2 separate regions of the Homo sapiens genome follow, and region 2 is linked to region 1. The links are chromatin contacts, found by Hi-C or POLR2A ChIA-PET in ENCODE. All regions are on one chromosome and are shown on one strand. Each heading gives the region's core, a stretch centred on a gene start or an enhancer-like site at or near the end of the contact. The rest is flanking DNA. Distances are from core to core; before and after follow the strand shown. Region 1 holds the start of SNHG32 (small nucleolar RNA host gene 32). Region 2 has its middle 6.8 kb from the start of C2.

Evidence for each region. Hi-C counts contacts between places; a loop is a spot of excess contacts on that map. ChIA-PET counts read pairs that join two places held with the same protein, here RNA polymerase II (POLR2A). Pooled maps may share reads with other maps.
Region 2: a pooled map shows a loop between it and region 1 (7-fold over the local background). The contact joins the enhancer-like site here to the promoter of SNHG32 in region 1. A Hi-C loop is called at or near these places in 2 of 168 maps with a recorded cell type or tissue (chondrocyte and naive thymus-derived CD4-positive, alpha-beta T cell), 2 of 37 single-sample maps with no recorded cell type and 11 of 50 pooled maps. POLR2A ChIA-PET finds 5 or more read pairs at or near these places in 20 of 52 experiments (A549, AG04449, AG04450 and 17 more).

The regions. Positions count from the first base shown.
Region 1 is chr6:31,833,152-31,836,880 of GRCh38, forward strand. SNHG32 (small nucleolar RNA host gene 32) reads left to right here and starts at 1,765. Exons shown (of 4, transcript NR_160953.1): 1 at 1,765-2,049; 2 at 2,260-2,300. It overlaps SNORD48 (small nucleolar RNA, C/D box 48), which reads left to right and starts at 2,112; the gene lies at 2,112-2,175. RefSeq lists an enhancer at 902-1,600.
Region 2 is chr6:31,919,044-31,922,772 of GRCh38, forward strand. It overlaps a transcript of C2 not described here. Among named protein-coding and RNA genes, the nearest start is that of C2, 6.8 kb to the right of the region's middle. Within about 2 kb of position 1,953, at least 4 of the 41 ENCODE cell types and tissues checked have a DNase peak (open chromatin) inside an H3K27ac peak, as active enhancers do.

The sequences.
Region 1 (3,729 bases), core at 515-3,014:
GGCCAATTCAGAATCTCAAAGAGGGCAGTGTAGACATTTAAAGCTGCCCAGGTGTTTGTAATTTGCAGCCAATGTGGAGAAAACCACTGAACTGGGCTGGCCACGGTGGCTCACGCCTGTAATCCCAGCACTTTGGGAGGCCGAGGTGGGAGGATCACTGAGGTTCACCAGTTCAAAACCAGCCTGGGCCAACATGGTGAAAACCCCTGTCTCTACTAAAAATATATAAAATTAACTGGGTGTGGTGGCAGATGCCTGTAATCTCAGCTACTCAGGAGGCTGAGGCAAGAGAATCACTTGAACCCGGGAGGCAGAGGTTGTAGTAAGCCGAGATCATGCCACTGCACTCCAATCTGGGTAACAGAGCAAGACCCTATCTCAAAAAAAAAAAAAAAGAAAAAGAAAAAAAAAAAAAGGAAGAGGCCAGGCTCGGTGGCTCACACCTATAATCCTGGCACTTTGTGGAGGCCTAGGCAGGCAAATCACCTGAAGTCAGGAGTTCGAGACCAGCCTGGCTTACATGGTGAAACCCTGACTCTACTAAAAATATAAAAATTAGCCAGGCATGGTTGTGTGCACCTGTAATCCTTGCTACTTCGGAGGCTGAGGCAGGAAAATCGCTTGAACCGAGGAAGCGGAGGTTGCAGTGAGCCGAGATCCCGCCACTGCTCTCCAGCCTGGGCAACAGAGTCAGACTCCGTCTCAAAAAAGAAAAAGATACCAACACACACAACACACATCACCAAACATCATACGCGTTTATAAATGGGGGCGATAGGAAAGGGTCCAGAAAGGATTTGAAATGACTTATGAGTTTCAATAATTTTTTTTTTTTTGAGACAGAGTCTCGCCCTGTCGCCCAGGCTGGAGTGCAGTGGCGCAATCTCGGCTCACTGCAAGCTCGGCGTCCTGGGTTCACGCCATTTTCCTGCCTCAGCCTCCCGAGTAGCTGGGACTACAGGCGCCGCCACCACACTCTGCTAATTTTTTTTTAGTAGAGACGGGGTTTCACCGTGTTAGCCAGGATGGTCTCGATCTCCTGACCTCGTGATCCACCTGCCTCGGCCTCTCAAAGTGCTGGGATTACAGGCGTGAGCCACCGCGCCCGGCCTAATTTTTAAATAAATAGAGACGGGGGTTGGGTGTCACTATTTGCCCAGGCTGGTCCCGAACTCCGGGCCTCAAATGATCCTCTGCCTGGGCCTGTCCAAAGTGTTGAGATTACAGGCGTGACCTATTACGTCCGACCTGCCTTTTGGGTTTTTGGTTTTTGTTTTGTTTTGTTTAATTGAAGGTTAGGGTGCCTGACAGTCTGCGGGATCGAACTGGGAGGCAAATTCAGATTTCGCTGGGGGAACGGAGTGCGAAGTGTCAGGGTAGCTGGACGCTAAACTGGCGCAGCTGCGCGCGCCCGCGCGCGCGCGGGAAGAGTCCCAGGGTCATTAACGGACCATGGGCTGCTGGGAAACGGCTTAGGAGCAGCACCCGGCTGGCGCTGGCCGGCCGGCGCCGGGGACTTTCTTCCGCCTGGCCAGACAGATCCCTGTTTTTTGTTTTTCAAAATTCAGAAAGCATCTCCGAATATTTGCCCAGAGGAGTGTGAAACATACTTTCCTGGTCTTTCTTTCACTTTGTTTTATTTCTGTGTGGACAAACAATGGGGAAAATGCCGCGCGTCTAGCCAGGCAGATAAGAAAACAACTATACCCGTCAGGCCCCCAACCCGGCGCCGCCATAAATGGCCCCGGCCTCGCCATTTTAGTTCTTTTTGCGAAGTGGGCTCGTGGGTTGGCAGTATGAGAGTTGTAATGGCCCGACTGTTGAGTGAGGGGGAGCAGGGGATCCCAACGGCTTGCGCTGCCTTTGCGCAGCAGCCGGCGGGCGGCCACGTCGCGGCCTGGCTGGGGTAGGAGAGGGCGGTCCCCAGTGCAGTTGGGTGAACTACCGTTGCACACTGGAGTTTCTGGTGTCTTTGCTTGGAACTGACCTAGCTCGTGGCAGGGGGAACTCGGCTAGCGGCCCCACAGCCCCTGCTGACTCAAAACAACTGTGAGTGGGGTTGGGCGAGTGATTGCAAAATGGGGGTGGCGGTCGCCCGGGGATAGGAAGGGAGTGATGATGACCCCAGGTAACTCTTGAGTGTGTCGCTGATGCCATCACCGCAGCGCTCTGACCGCCCCCTCGGTCCAGCATTTCTCAGGCTCAACGAGTTCATGGCCAAGATTCCTAATCTTTTGTTCTGTTTCATTTCCCCGTTAGGAGTTGTAAGACGTTCATCGCCGTGTTATCCTTGAGTAAAGGTGAGTATTAGGTGCGAGAGCCTTTTGAATGCCTCTTCGGAAAGCTTTGTTCCCAAGCAAGCTTTCGTTCATGGGCATTATGCGCCTCCCTGCCCTTTTTTTTTTTTTTTTTTTTGAGACAGTCTCGCCTTGTCACCCAGGCTGAAGTGCGGTGGCACGATCTCACTGCAACCTGCGCCTTCTGGGATCAAGCGATTCTCCTGCCTCAGCCTCCCGATTAGCTGGGATTACAGGCGCATGCCACCAAGCCTGGCTAATTTTTTGTATTTTTTAATAGATAAGGGGTTTCACTGTGTTAGCCAGGATGGTCTCGATCTGCTGACCTCGTGATCCGCCCCTCTCGGCCTCCCAAAGTGCTGGGATTACAGGCGTGAGCCACCGCGCCCGGCCTTTTTTTTTTTTTTTTTTTAAGACAGCCTCCCTGTCACCCTGGCTGGAATGCAGTGGCAAGAACACAATTCAGTGCGGCCTTCAACTCCCGGGTTTAACCGATTCTCCCACCTTAGCCAATTTTTTCCTTTTTTTTTTTTTTTTTTTGAGATGGAGTCTTGATCTTGTTGCCCGGGCTGGCAATGGTACGATCTCCCTGCAACCTCTGCCTCCCGGGTTCAATCGATTGTCCTGCCTCAGCCTGCCGATTAGCTGGGACTACAGGCCCGCGCCACCACACTCGGCTAATTTTTCTGTTTTTAGTAGAAGGGGTTTCACCATGTTGGCCAGGATGGTCTCCATCTCCTGACCTCGTGAGCCGCTGTGCCCGGCCACTTTTTCTTTTTTGAGCTATAATCCATGTACCACAGGTGGTGACTTCCATTTGTTTGTTTTTGCTATTTTGTTTTTGAGACAGGGCGCAATGCCAGGATCTCCCTGCAACATCCACCGTCAGGGCTCAAGTGGTCTTTCCACCTCAGCTTCCTGGGACTGCAGGCACGTGCTACCACCACGCCTGGCTAATTTTTAGTTTTTTTACAGAAGCGGGCTTTTGCCATGTTGTCCAGGCTGGTCTCTACTCCTGGGCTCAAGCAGTCCTCCTGCCTCAGTCTCCCAAAGTGCTGGAATTACAGGGGTGAGTTGCTGCGTCTGGTGTTGGTGACTTTCTAGAGATTACTTTTTGGTTTACATCATTTTCCTTGTGACTATTTTTACTTTTTTGGGGGGCGGGGGGACAGTCTTACTCTTTTTAGTTTACATCATTTTCCTTGTGACTATTCTATTTTTACTTTTTTAGGGGGCGGGGGGACATGAGTCTCACTCATGTTGGTCAGGCTGGTCTCAAACTCCTGACCTCAGTTGATCCACGCCCTTCGGCCTCCCAAAGTGCCGGGATTACAGGCGTGAGCCACTTTGCCCGGCCTGTATTTTTACGTTTTAATAAATCCCCGTATTTTTGTTAAAGGCTGGGTAACCTGACTCCTCCCCTCATTTCTAC
Region 2 (3,729 bases), core at 703-3,202, 86 kb after region 1:
GTTTGAAATTTTACAAAATAAAACTTAATCTGCAGAGAGATTGTATCAGGGTCTCTTGTTAATAGTCCAGTAGGGTATTTCTTTTCTTTTCTTTTCTTTTCTTTTTTTTTTTTTTCTGGAGACGGAGTTTTGTTCTTGTTGCCCAGGTTGGAGTGCAGTGGTGCAATCTCAGCTCACAGCAACCTCTGCCTCCCAGGTTCAAGCAATTCTCCTGCCTCAGCCTCCTGAGTAGGTGGGGTGACAAGTGCCTGCCAACACACCCGGCTAATTTTTGTATTTTTAGTAGAGACGGGATTTCACCATGTTGGTCAGGCTGGTCTCAAACTCCTGACCTCAGGTGATCCACCTGCCTTGGCCACCCAAAGTGCTGGGATTACAGGCGTGAGCCACTGGGCCTGGCCTTGAATAGGTATCATATGTACCCAGTGAAAACTACAAGGAGTAATAAAGGGGATTTGGTGAAAATTAAGTTGCCTTCTTTACCTCCCACCTCATTTTCCAGCCCCCAGTTCTCCCCAGAGGCAACTCTCCTATCCAGTTTTTTGTAAACTTTTCCAGTGAAATTATATACACACAGAGAGCATATGTGGCTACTATCCTCTTTCCCTCCTTTTTTTGCATAAATGGTGGCATCCCATACATACAGTTCTGAATGTCTATCTAGTTTAAAAGTGTATATTATATAACATATATATCTGGAGACATTCAGCTCTGTACACACAGATAAGCCTTAAGCTTGCAGAGACTGCGTAGTATTCAGTTGTCCCCATACCACAATGTGCTGTGTCTGTCCCCTATTAATGGACGTGGGAGTTTCCAAACATTTCCTCTTGGTAACAGTGAATGCTAAAGCAAATATCCTGGTACCTTTTATACCTGTAGGGTAGCCGATCTTCTCCTTTTGATGGTCCTAATTCTCAAAGGTAACCTTAAGGGGAGTGTATTTTGCTGTTGGTTCTGTGGATGACAGGTGACAAAACAGGGTGAGTAAGGCTACGAAATAGCTAATGAATTTGCCAAGCCAAACCTGAGGTTCCAGGCTGTCTTAAGTCAAAGCCTGAATTCCTCATACCACACTGGGGCTGGGGCCAGAGACGGGGCAGGAGGAGCTCTTCTCAGGTATAACCTTTCATTTGTGTTGGGCAGGAAAGCAAGGCATGAACGTATGTCTTTCTACTGGGCAAGTTCCCTCTTCACCCCTTGGCAGCACTGGAGGAGTGAGGGCAGGAGGATTCTCCCATGTGAGCCCCAGGCTATCCTTTTGTCAAGAGGGTACTGGTACCCAGAACTGGGAAGGGGATGAATATCTCCCCACTCCCCAGGATAAAGGAAAACATTAGAGAGGAATTTTCAATGAAAGGGCAGAGGAGGCTAGTGAGGCCCCCACTGCCACCAATGCTAAGCCCAGAGCTGGGGTTGGGGTGGTGAGGACCGGAGCCAGGGCAATTCAGCCATAGGCCACCCCTCCCCCTGGCCCATCCTCAGCTGACCCCTGAGCACCTGAGTTGTGTTTACCACCCTCTTACCTGGGTTACCCAGGGCAGCTCCCCTGATGGGTAGCAAGAAGTGGGTGATAACATGCACCATGCCCCCCACCAGCCCAAGGACAGTGGAGACCTCAGAGGGCTGAGGTAAGAGCTGCGGTGTGGGCAGATGGACACCCTGGTACACCCCAGGCCTGTGAGTCTTTAGAGGTTGAGTTTTTGTCTGAAAGAGATATGGCGCCTACAGGAGGTCAGGGACAGGCCTTCTGTTTCTTGGGAGGCCCTACCCCACCCCTTAGTTCCTCGTTCCATTCTCAGGAATTGTTTGTGCAATGGATGGACAAGGACAGGAGGTTCAGTGTCTAACCCAGTGTCTGGGCCTGCAGGGTGGCCTCTGAGGCCCAGGGCCCTGGAAGAGCCTGGGCATGGGGAGGAGCCCCATGGGGCAGGGCAAAACCCTTTCTGAGGCTCTAAGGGTGATGTATGTGGAGATTCCTCAAGATCATAGTTGGGCAATCACTTCAAAGTTAGTAGGCAGTGCCTGCTAGGATGGGGGATGGTGTGTGTACCGAGGAACTTAGCAGAGGCCTTTGTGTGGAAATGGGTGGGGTCTGACCCAATGTAAATATTTTTATTAAAAAAGAAATGGATGAGAAACCAAAGCCAATTCTGTTGCTGACCTGAAAGATGCTATTTACTTGGGGTGGAAATAGGATGGGGGAGGGCATTGGCTTGACCTTACTTGGATAGCTCATTGTTTAAAAAAAAAACTCCTGGATCCTTCCTCTGGGGAGCTTGAGACAAGTGCACAAGTAGCTAGAAGGTGGGAAATGGCGTGGACAGGTCTTGTAGGAGTCTGGAAGATGAGGGATTTGAGAAGGATGGAAAAGAAGGTGTTATGGGAGAGGGGGTGCCAAGAGGAAAGAGCCTAGGGGAGAGAGGGCTTGGAAATGCAAGGGGCTGGGGTAGACTTCAGGGATGCGCAAGGAGCTCCCAGCAGTCACTAAAGAGAAGACGTGAGGAAGAGGCACTACCACTTGGTGGCTATGAGTGTGGACCCAGGAGCCATGCTGCCTGGGTTTGAATCCCGGCTCTGCTGCTTAGTACCTGTATGAACCTGGGGCAGCTCACTTAACCTTTGTGTGCCTCAGTTCCCTCATCTGTAAAGTGGGAGTAACAACAGAACCTGTGTCATAAGCTTGCTGTGAGGATTAAGTGAGCACCTACATTTAAGACTTAAAAATACTGTCTGGCACTATGTCCTGCTAATATGAAGTCTTCCTCCCCCAGAAGCAGACCTGGAGACAAGGGTTCCAGTGCAGACAGTGCATTCTGGAGGTGATCGCAAGAAACATGGGTAGTGGAGTGTGATAGAGAAGGAAGGCAGTCAATGAAGGGTGTGTTATCAGGCAAATTTACCATTGTGGGTGAGTGGAGGTCAATCCCACTCAGGAACCCTGGAGTGGTGCAGAGTTATCCCATGGTCCAGGGTGAGGGAGCCCAGTATTTATACCAATCAGTCATTGGTTGAAGGCCTTAATTCTCTGTCATTTCCAGCTTTCTGTGCACAGATGGTGCAGGACACCAAAAACAATCCTTGGGTAGAGACAGAGATGCTGCAGCTGGAAGTCAGTGGAGCACCCCAGTGATAAGGCCCAAGGGATATGGTGGGGCAAGGACAGATCCACTAAAACCACCAAGAGGCTTGCAGAGCAATGCTGAATCCCCATCTAAAGTCACACATTAAGGCTGTGAACCAGGCCAAGCCAGACTAGTTTTCCAATTTGGGGGTTGACCTGCAGTTGCCATAGAAGGTTGAGGGGTGGCAGATCCTAGGATGACCGCGAAGTCCATGCCCAAGTGGCCAGACTGGATAAGGAGTAGACTGGCCACTAGAGTGGGGTCGGCCTCTGCTATATGCCACGTTTCCTCAGAAATTTTCAGCTGCAAGGTGCTGAGCTCTCCAGGGGAGAATAAGGCATCCTGAGAGGCCATCAGAGCATCATTTCTGATTTTTAAACTCTGATTAGGGGGCCTGGCACAGTGGCTCACACCTGTAATCCCAGCACTTTGGGAGGCAGAGGCAGGTGGATCACCTGAGGTCAGGAGTTTGAGACCAGCCTGACCAGCATGGTGAAACCCCATCTCTACTAAAAATACAAAAATTAGCTGGGCATGGTAGCACATGCCTGTAATCCCAGCTACTTGGGAGTCTGAGGCAGGAGAATCCCTTGAACCCAGGAGG